2 separate regions of the Homo sapiens genome follow, and region 1 is linked to region 2. A link is a contact called in ENCODE POLR2A ChIA-PET data. All regions are on one chromosome and are shown on one strand. The core of a region is the stretch at or near the end of the contact, and the rest is flanking DNA. Distances in the headings are between cores, read along the strand shown.

Region 1 (2,717 bases), core at 54-2,553, 680 kb before region 2:
GACATGAGTCCTACCTACCTCACTCTTTTTATTGTTTTGGTGTTTATTTTCTTTAAAAAAGAAAAAAACAACAACAAAAACAGGGTCTCGCTGTCTCTCCCAGGCTGGAATGCAGTGACACCATCCTGGCTCACTGAAGCCTCAACCTCCTGAGCTCAAGCAATCCTTCTGCCTCAGCCTCCCAAGTAACTGAGACCACAGGCACGAACCACCATGCCTGGCTAATTTTTAAATATTTTGTGTAGAGATGGGGTCTTGCTATGTGACTCAGGGGGACCTCACTCTTTTTGTTTTTTGGTTTTTTGGTTTTTGTTTTTTGAAACAGTCTTGCTTTGTCACCATGCTGGAGTGCAGTGATGCAATCTCGGCTCACTGCAACCTCCGCCTCCTGGGTTCAAGCAATTCCCCTGCCTCAGCCTCCTAAGTAGCTGGGACTACAGGTGTGCACCACCACACCCGGCTAATTTTTTGTATTTTAGAAGAGATGGGATTTCACCATGTTGGCCAGGATGGTCTCGAACTGCTGACCTTGTGATCCACCCGCCTCGGCCTCCCCAAGTGCTGGGATTACAGGTGTGAGCCACTGTGCCCAGCCACTTTGTAACTGCTAACATGGCAACACAAACTATAAAATACCTATGAATAAATTAAAGGAATGTGCAAGACTTTGTGTAGAAATTTATAATTTTTTTTTTTTTTGAGACAGAGTTTCGCTCTTGTTGCCTAAGCTGGAGTGCAATGGCATGATCTCAACTCACTCCAACCTCCGCCTCCCAGATTCAGGCGATTCTCCTGCTTCAGCCTCCCGAGTAGCTGGGATTACAGGCGCCTGCTACCATGCCCGGCTAATTTTTTGTATTTTTAGTAGAGATGGAGTTTCACTATGTTGGCCAGGTTGGTCTCAAACTCCTGACCTCAGGTGATCCGCCTGCCTCGGCCTCCCAAAGTGCTGGGATTACAGGCGTGAGCCACCGTGCCCAGCCAATTTGTTGTTTTTAAATAACCTTGTTTACAACTTTGTAATATTGATAAATTTTATAAACAATGAGATGTATGAGGCAAAAAGTGAAAGCACACACACACACACACACACACACACACACACACACACACGGACTCTGCCTGAAGCAACAGCACTGTGTATTTTTCCAGAGCTTTTCTCTATCTTTATCTTTATGAGCATATTTCTGGAACTTGCGTTTGGGGGTTGAAGTGCTTCCTCACAGGGAGTTAAGCACACCTATAAATAGCTGTGACGCATCACGGACTGTGAAAAACACTGCAGCTGAGTCACCCGGTGTGTCGGGAACCTGCGTCAGGGAGAGTCATGAGCATGGGGTGGCTTCAGAGATGGAGTGGGGCCTTAATTAGGCCCGGAAGGATGAGCTGGTGGATAAGTTGGACAGGACATTCCAGGCAGGCACTTGGTCTAGAGGTGGGCTGATCATTTCTAAATGGCAGAACCCTGACAAACGTGAGACTGAGAGTCCACAGAGGGGCACGTGGGGCTGAGCTGAGAGGCCCCCAGGGCCAGCATCCTGGCCCATGCCTTATGGAAGGCCAGACTAGAAGCCCTGGGCCAGCCCCAGGAAATAGGAAGTTTCCAGGCCGTGGACCTCCTGTGCCCCTCAGGGTGGGGGCCATGGAAGAGCTCCTCTTTGTTGCAGGGAGGGGAAGTCTGTACCCCAAAAAGGTCTTCCCATAATCCTGGAGCTGGGAGTGTGCTCGATGCACCAATGGCAAATGGTGTGCAGCAAACGCGCTCCGTTCCTGGCACTCTTACCACTGTCAAGAGAGGGACCCCAGAACTCAGGAGGCAGCCACCAGCAATCAGCAGGAGCTGGCAGGGGAGGCAGACGGGCCTCCGTCTCTCTCCCATTTCTTAAATTGGCAGATGAATGATCTGCAGGGAATGGTCTGTCCTGAGTCGCAAGTCCCAGACCTTGGGAGTCCTTCCAGGGGTGCACACTGCCCCCTAAGGAGCTGGTGCACGAGGTGCAAGCTGGGGCCCTGTGGGGAGGGCTCCAGAGTGAGGTAGGACCTTCATCCCTTCAGCCTCTCCAAATACAGACTGGCAACAGAGAGTTCCTGGCAATGGTAGGCAGAGGCCCTGAGACAGCCAGCCCTGGCTCCAGGTCCGGCAGTGAGGAGGTGAAAGCAGGTCTGGAATTAAGATTTCCTGCCCGTCAGTCAGGTCCGGTCTGCCATGGGGCTTTTTCTTTTCCCTTCAAGAACCCAAAGCCAGCCAGGTACGGTGGCTCATGCCTGTAATCCAGCACTTTGGGAGGCTGAGGTGGGTGGATCACTTGGGGTCAGGAATTTGAGACCAGCCTGGCCAACATGGTGAAACCCTGTCTCTACTAAAAATACAAAAATTAGCCAAGTATGGTGGCACACACTTGTAATCCCAACTTCTCGGGAGGCTGAGGCAGGAGAATCGCTTGAACTCAGGAGGCAGAGATTGCAGTGAGCTGAGATCGAGCCAGTGCAGTCCAGCCTGGGCAACAGAGTGAGACTCCGTCTTAAAAAAAAAAAAAACAAAAAGCAAAAAACACAAAAGAACCAAGTGATCTGCAGGAACTGAAGAGGGAGGGAAGGGCAATCAGATTCTCTGCCCAGCTCGGCCCTAACTCAAAGGTGAGGACAGGCATGACCTGGCCTTATTTCCCATGCTCTGTAACTGGAGGGCTTGTAGCCCACAGGCCGGTGTGTGGCTA
Region 2 (3,032 bases), core at 303-2,802:
CACGCCACTGCACTCCAGCCTGGCCGACAGCAAGAGTCTGTCTCAAAAAAGAAAGAAAAAAAGCCCAAAAAATCAAAAAATGGGGCCAGGCGCAGTGGCTCAGGCCTATAATCCTAGCACTTTGAGAGGCCGAGGTGGGCGGATCATGAGGTCAGGAGTTTACGACCAGCCTGGCTAATATGGTGAAACCCCGTCTCTACTGAAAATACAAAAATTAGCTGGGTGTAGTGGTGCGCACCTGTAGTCCCAGCTACTCGGGAGGCTGAGGCAGAAGAATCACTTGAACCCTAGAGGCAGAGGTTGCAGTGAGTGGAGATTGCACCACTGCACTCCAGCCAGGGCGACAGAGTGAGACTGCATCTCAAAAAAAAAAAAAAAAAAAATCGAAAACTTAGCTGAGCATGGTGATGTAGGCATGGCGTTGTGTGTTGGTGGTCCCAGCCACTCAGGAGGCTGAGGTGGGAGGATTGCTTGAACCCAGGAGGTTGAGGTTGAAGTGAACTGTGATCGCGATCGTACCACTGCATTGAAGCCTGGGCAACAGAGCAAGACCTTGTCTCAAAAAAAAGAAAAAGGGAAATGTGGACAGTTAGCAGCCGGTACTGAGGTCCAGTTAGAGGGAGAGCTGGGAGGTGTGGAGAGGCCTCAGAGACCGGGCAAGCTTGGGAGGTTCGAAAGTGTGTCAGGGTTTCTAGGCAGGTGAGGTAGGGAATGGCACTCCAGGCAGGGGGAAGAGCAAGTATATGTTAGTATGTGTTGGGGCGGAGCAGCCTGGTGAGCTGGGGAGCTGTTAAGAGTTTGCCTGGGGGCCAGGCACAGTGGCTCACGCCTGTAATCCCGCACTTTGGGAGGCTTTGGCGAGTGGATCAACTGAGTCAGGAGTTCGAGACCAGCCTGGTCAACATGGCGAAACCCCGTCCCTAGTAAAAATACAAAAATTAGCCGGGCATGGTGGCGGGCGCCTGTAATCCCAGCTACTCGGGAGGCTGAGGCAGGAGAATAGCTTGAACCTGGGAGGCGGAGGTTGCAATGAGCCGAGATCGCACCATTGCACTCCAGCCTGGGCAACAGAGCAAGACTCCGTCTCAAAAAAAAAAGAAAAACAGAAGAGAAAAACAGTCAGATTCTGATTCTCTTTTGCAAGTTGAGCCAGTAGGATTTCCTGATGAAAGAGAAAGAGGAGTCAAGGATGGCTCCAAGGTTTTTGGCCTGGGTGTCAGGAAGAATGCAGCTGTCATCAGCTGAAGGTGGAGCAGTTTCAGGGGGAGCTGAATTCAATTTTGTTGCATGAACATGCTTATTAGATGTGCAAGTGGGACCTGCGTCAGTCCATGGCTTGGTGGGGCTGGGCTCTGAAGGGAGGGGCCCTGGGCTATGGGCCCCCGACATTGTCATGACCAGGTGGGTGGTGTGGGAAGCAGTGGACTGAGTGCAGAGGGTAGGGGAGGCCAGGCCAGTGGCTGCAACAGCTGGGGAGCTCAGGAGCCCCCTTCCTGCAACGTGCTCACTCCAGGACCACATCTGGAGCCCGGTGGCCTTGGGGCTTCCTGAGCTCAGTCCCCAAGTGAGTCTGCTTTGGCGCAGGACCTACAGGAAACAGGCCCATCAGAGCCCCAACAGGTCACAGGCAGCTTTGAGCTTGTGTTCGGGAAATGGCAGAGGCACAGTGAGCACTTTGAATGCAAAGAACAGAGAACTGGAGTTGTTTGGAGAAAAAACAAATACAAAATATATGCTTTTGTCCCATCCAAAGACCAGATGGGGAGGAGAGTGGGAGGAATGTGGGGAGAGGGAGGGACGAGGACCAGGGACAGTGAGAGACAGACATTGGCTTCCTCCATGTCCTGGCAGAAGGTACAAACAGGACATGGGCCACTGGGTGGAGGTGGCAGGGCTGCTGACAGGAAGCCCCATTCCCCAGAGGAAGAAACAGGCTGAGAGGGTCCCCTGGAGGGTTAGGGGACACTCAGTGGCCAAGGCAACGGCCCCTCTGATAACTTTTCCTCACTACTTCTACCCCGACAGCAAGGCAAGCCACCCCCTGGCCCCACAGGGCTGTTGCCTCTGCTGGAGAAGCAGAGGGCAGGCCATTTGCCTTTTGAAGTTCATTCACTGCCCCGGGCCTGTTTTCCCATCTGTGAAATGGGCCGTGTGCAGTCTGTGCAACCTGGTGGGGCTGGAGCCTGCATCCTCCCCAGCCCCTCCATGCTCTCATTTCTTCATTCCTTTTTTCTTTTTCTTTTTTTTTGAGACCGAGTTTCACTCTCATTGCCCGGGCTGGAGTCCGATGGCACAATCTCGGCTCACTGCAACCTCCGCCTCCTGGGTTCAAGCAATTCTCCTGCCTCAGCCTCCCAAGTAGCTGGGATTACAGGCACGCGCCACCACGCCTGGCTAATTTTGTATTTTTAGTAGAGACAGGGTTTCTCTATGTTGGTCAGGCTGGTCTCGAACTCCCGACCTCGGGTGATCTGCCTACCTCGACCTCCCAGAGTGCTGGGATTACAGGCGTGAGCCGTTGCACCTGGCATCATTTCTTTCTTTATACCCTGCCTTTACCTGACAAGGACTTTCAGTGACTCAAAATAGGTGGAAAGTCCTAATATGGGATGATAGGAGCTGGCCCTCTGTGAGCACACACGATTCCCAGCACTGCCGAGAGCACCTCCCCTGTATTAACTCATGAAGCCTTCACTGTGACTCTCTGGGGTGGGGCCCGCCATTATCCCCAATCTACAGATGACGAAACTGAGGCATGGAGAGATTAAGTGGCTTGCCTGGAGTCACACAGAGCTAGAAGCAATCCTGAGACCCAAACCCCTGGCCTGGATGGAGACACTCCCTCCTGGCTTCAGGGCTGGGAGACTGGCTTCAGATCCTCCACCTTTCCCAGCTGTTCTTGGGGCAAGTTACTCTGTGTCTCTGAGTCTCAGTCCCTTACTTGTAAAGAGGGAAGCTGATAGTGCCCACCTCATAGGGCTCTGCAGGGGCCTTGCCCATGGATGGCATCCCAGACACAGGCCCTGGTTATC

The links. ChIA-PET counts read pairs that join two places held with the same protein, here RNA polymerase II (POLR2A).
Region 1: POLR2A ChIA-PET joins it to region 2 with 11 read pairs in activated T-cell. The contact joins two enhancer-like sites. POLR2A ChIA-PET finds 5 or more read pairs at or near these places in 2 of 52 experiments (activated CD4-positive, alpha-beta T cell and activated T-cell).

Annotation. Positions count from the first base shown.
Region 1 is chr11:65,470,822-65,473,538 of GRCh38, reverse strand. No RefSeq gene overlaps it. Among named protein-coding and RNA genes, the nearest start is that of ENEMAL, 5.3 kb to the left of the region's middle. RefSeq lists enhancers at 1,300-1,379, 1,700-2,245, a cis regulatory region at 1,031-1,590 and a silencer at 1,920-1,999. Within about 2 kb of position 1,303, at least 41 of the 41 ENCODE cell types and tissues checked have a DNase peak (open chromatin) inside an H3K27ac peak, as active enhancers do.
Region 2 is chr11:64,792,433-64,795,464 of GRCh38, reverse strand. The region is part of intron 24 of MAP4K2 (mitogen-activated protein kinase kinase kinase kinase 2); the gene reads left to right. Among named protein-coding and RNA genes, the nearest start is that of MAP4K2, 9.3 kb to the left of the region's middle. Within about 2 kb of position 1,552, at least 2 of the 41 ENCODE cell types and tissues checked have a DNase peak (open chromatin) inside an H3K27ac peak, as active enhancers do.